Regions from separate parts of the Homo sapiens genome. Here region 2 is linked to region 1. The links are chromatin contacts, found by Hi-C or POLR2A ChIA-PET in ENCODE. All regions are on one chromosome and are shown on one strand. Each heading gives the region's core, a stretch centred on a gene start or an enhancer-like site at or near the end of the contact. The rest is flanking DNA. Distances are from core to core; before and after follow the strand shown. Region 1 overlaps STX8 (syntaxin 8). Region 2 overlaps NTN1 (netrin 1).

Evidence for each region. Hi-C counts contacts between places; a loop is a spot of excess contacts on that map. ChIA-PET counts read pairs that join two places held with the same protein, here RNA polymerase II (POLR2A). Pooled maps may share reads with other maps.
Region 2: a loop to region 1 is called in a map of Caco-2, with 6 times the contacts of the local background. The contact joins two enhancer-like sites. A Hi-C loop is called at or near these places in 2 of 168 maps with a recorded cell type or tissue (Caco-2 and aorta), 22 of 37 single-sample maps with no recorded cell type and 6 of 50 pooled maps. POLR2A ChIA-PET finds 5 or more read pairs at or near these places in 4 of 52 experiments (BJ, GM12878, HEK293T and 1 more).

The regions. Positions count from the first base shown.
Region 1 is chr17:9,290,808-9,294,393 of GRCh38, forward strand. The region is part of intron 7 of STX8 (syntaxin 8); the gene reads right to left. Among named protein-coding and RNA genes, the nearest start is that of NTN1, 270 kb to the left of the region's middle. Within about 2 kb of position 1,529, at least 10 of the 41 ENCODE cell types and tissues checked have a DNase peak (open chromatin) inside an H3K27ac peak, as active enhancers do.
Region 2 is chr17:9,205,362-9,208,637 of GRCh38, forward strand. The region is part of intron 5 of NTN1 (netrin 1); the gene reads left to right. Among named protein-coding and RNA genes, the nearest start is that of NTN1, 190 kb to the left of the region's middle. Within about 2 kb of position 1,635, at least 6 of the 41 ENCODE cell types and tissues checked have a DNase peak (open chromatin) inside an H3K27ac peak, as active enhancers do.

The sequences.
Region 1 (3,586 bases), core at 279-2,778:
AGGCACACATTGCCACCCAGTCCAGGACGTACATGCTTCTTATTAGGGTGCAGTAACCCTGTCCCCTGGGAGGCTCATTCTTGTCTAATGTCCTCTGCTGAAAAAGACAACCCTTTGGGGGTTTCCGCACTACCTAAGGTCAGCTTCAAAAAGGGAATGTTGCATAGCCATGGTGAACATGGAACAAGTTCTAGGAAGAAATGAGGATCCAGAAGTAGAATCAACCCGAACAAATATTACTGTCAACCAAATAGAGTTTGTGTGTGTTGTATAAAATCACTGTAGAATTATATGCTTCAATTACTGAGATTAAATATTCAGTATCAGGAAAAAGCTTGCCTTTCTTAAAAAGTATGTTTTGGCTGGGCGCAGTGGCTCACACCTCCCAGCACTTTGGGAGGCCGAAGCCGAAAAGTCACCCGAGCCGAGGAGTTCACGACTAACCTGGGCAACATGGTGAAACCTCGTGTCCACTAAAAACACAAAACATTAGCTGGGTGTGGTGGTGGGTACCTGTAGTCCCAGCTACTCAGGAGGGAGGGAGGATCACCTAAGCCTGGGAATTTGAAGCTGCAGTGAGCCATGATCACGCCACTGCACTCCAGCATGGGCGATGGGAGTGAGACTCGGTCTCAAAAAAAAAAAAAAAAAAAGTATGTTTCTTTCCTTTCCTATTAAATACTTCCATTGTGGTACACATCATATTTCCCTTTCTGTGTTGGTTTTCCAAGATTCTATCCTCAGTGCTAAATTTAATGCTCAAATATGGTATTAGTTTAGGAATTGGACATATTTTATTTACGTTCTCTTCTACATGTAAACATTTTCTATTCTTTAACAGCTTTGAGATTTTATATATACATACATCTTTTATTGTAAACTACCCATGTCCTCTTTGGAATACATAGGTCACAAATTATAAATAAAATCTATCTTGGGATAGGATTTGAGCTATCTTTGCTAAACTGCCCTACAAGATTCCTAGAGATTGAGGTTGGGGAAGAAACTGGGCTTTGAACAGTCCAAAGGCTCCGCTAGCCAGTCTTTATTGCTTGCTGTTTTATCTTAAGTCTGGTTCTGCAGGCTAAACTCTGTGAACGTATTCATTTATTTATGCTTTTGTGTATATTTTGGTGTTGTTTCCAAGGAAAAGTTCTCTTTCAAATCCTCCCGCCTTGCCTTAGTTGAACTAAGGAGAAGTGGGATTTTCTCCTGTGTTGATGTGTTCCTGAGTGTTGGATGGGGTGCTGCCAGCTAACCAGACCAGGACTAGAGCTAAGGAAGAAGCTGCTGGAGCTGGGGCAGAGGCACTGGGAATCCAGGAGGTACAGGACTGGCCCAGAGGTGGATGGACGGAGTCCCTGCCCACAGGGCAATTCCTTTACACAAAGAAGAACCTCAGACAAATAAATGGGTACTAAACATATGAACGATATAAGGGTAGAGCAAAGGCATCCTGGAAGTCAGTGTCACGGTCTCCACCGTGGGGCCTGTCCGTGGGGCTTCAGCATTCACTGGCGTGGGAGACCTGCAGCTTAGGTGTGTCACCACCGTGTGGTGGAAGGGAGAGTGACAGGCATACAGAGCCCAGTGGGTTCCCAGTTCAGAGATTTATGGTGCTTTTCTAAGCCACAGCTTGAACAAAAATAGAATCTGTTTATTAAACTTGTCTCTTTCATAACACAACACAGACTTCAGAAAGATAACTTTACAGCAGACAAAATAAAGAGGAGGCACTCATATTTCTCCAGCTACCTGCTAATGGCTAATCTCGAGCATGCTTTATTCTGAGGCCTACAGGAAGGAGTTTCCTCCTCTCACCTCCAACTAAAAAGAATCCCCTTTCTTTACTTTGGCATTGAACCCCTTCAGCAGCACAGCTCACAGTCCTGGCCCTGGCTTACTAGGGCTTGCAGAATCATCTTGCTTCACCAAGCTGGTTTGGAAGCAGCAGAATTTCCTCTTGAGCCAACAAGTCTTCCCCTCGCTGAATGCTCTCTGGCTGTTTCTAAGAATGTGCTCTGCAGTTCCCATGCCCCAAGTCCTCAGATGCCACTAGCTATTCAGCTCTCATGCCCCCCATCTTCTCTCCAAACACAAGGCCTTACACCCAACCAGCAAGCAACTCTAGGAAGATTATTTTCAAGACAGATTAAAGTAACCTGACAGAAAATAGAACAAAACATGAATATCCGGTATCATCATGGATACTGGTTGGTTAAGCAAATTTAAATTCATTTCACCAATATTATTGAATTGGGTACAATCACTAAATAACCACTGGGACACAGCAGCCAGGGACCTCCATGTCTCCTAGGTAGATAAAGAAAAATAATAATGAATAGTGAGAGCATTTACAAAGTGCCAAGCATTGTTCTGAAGAATACACATGCTATAATTCATTTCACCCTCACAAATCTCCCAATGTTGGGTAGATCCCATGAATACTTCTAGTTTCTAGGCAGTATTCTAGGAGTATCTAAGGGATGCTCGAGGTCTCACAGCTGGTAACCAATGGAGCTGGATTCCAATCCAGAAAGTCAGATTGTAGACCCCTCAAAACAGTGTCTGCAGCCACTGCCTTACACGGCTTCCTGGGGAAGTCATCCCCTACCTGTAATCAGCTTATGAGGACCTCACAGAAGATGTGGAATTTTAGAGACTTTTTTTTTTTTTAATGAGAACATTATAACTTGGGCATGAGGTAGCTATGAAGAATTCTCAAAGACCTGATTAAGGTCCTTGGATAAGTGATGACAGTGAGATAGGAGGTGTAAGAAGGTCCGGCGGTCTACCCAGAAAATGTTACCATAAAAATAGAATACTGTCATTAATTTTGAAGTGAATACGACACTTTGTACTTTGCAAAGAACCGTGACATATATGTTATCCATTTTAAGCTTTGCAGTAACCCCAGATGTCATGTTTAACTTTTTATGTGGTCACCATTTATAGTACTTTTTTTTTTTTTTGAGATGGAGTCTCTGTCTGTCGCCCAGGCTGGAGTGCAGCGGCACGATCTTGGCTCACTGCAAGCTCCGCCTCCCGGGTTCACGCCATTCTGCTGTCTCAGCCTCCCAAGTACCTGGGACTACAGGCACCCGCCACCACGCCTGGCTAATTTTTTTTTTGTATTTTTAGTAGAGACGGGGTTTCACCGTGTTAGCCAGGATGGTCTCGATTTCCTGACCTAGTGATCTGCCCGTCTCGGCCTCCCAAAGTGCTGGGATTACAGGCGTGAGCCACTGCCCCTGGCCCAAGTCTTATTTTCTCCATCTTATAGATGAAGCAAATGATGAAGATTCCACGGCTAGCCTAGAGGTGGCCTAGGGTTTGGGTCTTCTGATGTCTATTGCAGTGCTGTTGGTCACATCTTGCTAATTTGGCCCCAGGGTCAGCAAAGAACTCTTAGTGAGAGAGATGGCGTAACACAAGATAGGAAGGAAAGGAAAGATATGAAGTCTGGCTGGAAGGCCTAATGGTGATAAAGTGAAAGAGGAAGAGAACTCGTATTTTCTGAGCCCTTACTATGTGCAAAACCCTATGGTGGGCCTCAATGGCTCAGGAAAGCTGGAAATACAACAGA
Region 2 (3,276 bases), core at 385-2,884, 85 kb before region 1:
TCATGCCTGTAATCCTAACACTTTGGGAGGCCAGAGCAGGAGGATCACTTGAGCCTGAGACTTCGAGACCAGCCTGGGCAACATAGTGAGACCTCATCTCTACAAAAAATAATAAATTAGCTATGTTTGGTTGTGTGCACCTGTAGTCCTAGCTACGTGGGAGGCTAAGTAGGATCATTGGAGCCCACGGGTTCGAGGCTGCAGTGAGCTGTGATTGCGCCTCTGCGCTCCAGCTGGGGTGACAAAGGGAGACCCTGTCTCAGAGAGAGAGAGAGAAGGGGCAGCTCCTGCATTGCGATGGGGGGAGGTTAAGGGTCAGTACTCACTAGTCAACAGGTTGCCATGGCTCTGTGTATGGAAAGAGACCCCTCTGTCCTGTGCTGGAGTGGAAGGCAGCTGTGTTAGGGAATGGGCCCCCACCGGCCAGTGACTTTGGATGCTGAACACTTGTACCTCTGTTTTCTCCTGTGTGTAATGGCCATGGCCGTCCTAATACCACCCGAACTGCCTCTTCCTATGTGGCTGTGCAGCTTACTCGGGACATTGGGTGGAAAGCACTTTGGTGAGAGCTTGGCAGGTGTAGACTCATCACCATTCCGGTTGCTCCTGCCGCAGACGGGCTGAGCTCCAACTGGGGCATGCCTCTGAGGCTGAGGCAGCATCTGTAGGCTGGGAACAGGGTGACCCCTAGGTCTGGGACTGGTGGCAGAGCAGGGTCTGGGGTGACTTCGCGGTAGAAGCAATTTCCTCAGCAGAGTTGACACTGGCTGGGGAGGACTGGGACTGAGCAGCTGAGGGTCAAGAGAAAATTCTGGATGTCCAGGAGCTGGTTCAGCCAGCTGAGGTCTCCTGCCTCCAGTCAGGAGGGCTTTTTGCAGTCCCAAATGCTCTGGGCAAGAGGCTTTAATCTAATTACATGCTTTATTTGAGCCAATTTGTTTTCCAATCCATCTTGTTCAGCAAAAAGAAAGAGCCTGCTGGGGACTCATTTGCACCCTCTTGTTCCAAGTGGAGAAGAGGGGTTGAGCTCCCATCTCACATGGTCAGTGCAGCCCCCAACCTCTCCCAGCCCGGCCACCCCACCCCTGAGCCAGGCTGCAGACTGCCCTGCCCTCGGGGGGAGGGGGCTGGGGCGGCTCAGGTAGAAAAAGCCTGGCAGGCTTGCCCCCTCCCAGAAGTCCACCCCAGCGTGCCTCTCCGTGCCTTCCCTTTGGGGGTCCCGGTGCACTAGGCAGGAATGACACGGGATGGGCTTCCAGGCCAGGCAGCCTGGGAGGGGATTTCATCCTCAGGAGGTCACCCAGCCTCGGAACCTTCCTGGCTCCTCCTGTGAGAGCTGCCCTCAGAATCCAATGCCCCATATTTTTAAATCTGCAAATATATTTTCATCATAAGGCAGTGGATTTAGGATCTGTGTTATTAAAGTCCAAACAAAACACCAAAGCCCTTCAAACCTCCCTGGAGAGGGAAGATTTATCGGCTCCTGCTCTCCTCCCCAGGCACGGAGCCACACTCTCCAAGCTTCGCTTTTTAAGTTTTGCAGCATTTTCCAAAATTGCCTTTTTCTGCCCTTCCGATTCCTGCTTGGAGCCTTTACTTTTCGGCTGTTTACAGAGACTCGAGCCTGGTGACTTCCACCTTTGGAGTATGGGAGTGCCGGAATTGCTCGGCTGAGGGTCACTTTGTCTGCCGCACAGTGGTGGCAGCTGCGCCCGTTTTTATTGAACTTGCTCAACAAATATTTATTGAGGGCTTGTTATGTGTCCCGGGCCCTGGGGATACAGCAGTGAAGACTTCACTTTGGGGAGGAAGAGATACAATAAACAAACCAAACTGAAAAATGTATCACTGCACAGGGTGACAAGTGCCGTGAAGGAACCACATCCGCTACAGATGGAGTTGCTTTTCAGAACAGCCAGAGGTCAGCCATTATTCAGTGAATCAAGGACATACTTGAGTGAGAAATATCTTTGGGTTTAAAATAATTGGATGTGCCAGTAATACAATAAAATTGCTTTTCTGCCATGGCTCCTAAACTAGAGTAAAGATAATGAGAGCCAACATTTTTTAGTGCCTGTCATGTCGGGCTTCATCTCGCTGGAACTTTAAAAGATTGTTACAAACGCTCACCCCCGCTTAATAAATGAGGAATCGGAGGTTCAGAGAAGTGCAGCAATGTGTCCAAGGACACACAGCTTTGTAAGTCACAGAGCCAGCATTTTGAGTTCCTTGGTCGCCTGTCTGCCACCCCCTCTGTCCTGCTAGATCCTTTCCACTTCCCAGCATCCTGCAGCCCTGAAGCTCATCAGTAGTCTGAGACCATTGCCACTGGAGCCGCGGATTGTATCCTGGGGTCCAGGAAGAGATGTTCTTGTCCAACTAACACCCCACACCCCATAGACAGCAGGCTGAGGCCTGCAGAAAAGCCTTCTGATTCAGAGCTCAAGGGTCCCATTTTTCAGATATTAGCTGTACATCTGTTAAAGGTGGCATGGCCTTCTGATTTCTGGTGCCACTCAAACCCTCTCCAGCCCAACTCGTGCCCTCTTTGTTGTCAAAGAGTTTGGCAGGTTTAAAAGATGCCTAAACCAGCTGGGTGCAGTGGCTCACGCCTGTAATCCCGGCACTTTGGGAGGCTGAGGCAGGTGGATCATGAGGTCAGGAGTTCGAGACCAGCCTGGCCAATATGGTGAAACCCCATCTCTACCAAAAATACAAAAATTAGCCAGGCGTAGTGGTGTGTGCCTGTAATCCCAGCTACTCGGGAGGCTGAGGCAGAAGAATCGCTTGAACCTGGAAGGCGGAGGTTGCAGTGAGCTGAGATCATGCCATTGCACTCCAGCCTAGGCCACAGATCGACACTCCATCTCTAAATAAATAAATAAATAAAGCCTAAGCCCTTTACCCAGGCTGTCTCAGGGGTATCATCAGAATAATTGCAAAGGGTGCTGGCTGACGTCTTTTGTTTGGGGAGCCTGTGTTTGTGGGTTCGTTGGTCCAGGCAGCTTTGGTGTCTCACAGAGACAGCCGCAGTCAGCTTATTGTCCAGAGTGTATGTGCCAGTGGGTTCGCTGAGCAGTCAGCGGTGACCTGCACTGTGCTAGGTGCTGGGACACCAAGGTCCGATTTGCCAGGGGAGGAGGCAGACAGAAAATCCCAGACCAGGAAATGGGCGCTAAGAACCTGGAGGTTTTCTTGTGCCTGGGGCTGAGAGGAAGGCTACACAGGGAAGTGGCACAGGAACAGATTCCAAGCACAAGTGCCAAGGGGAAAGGC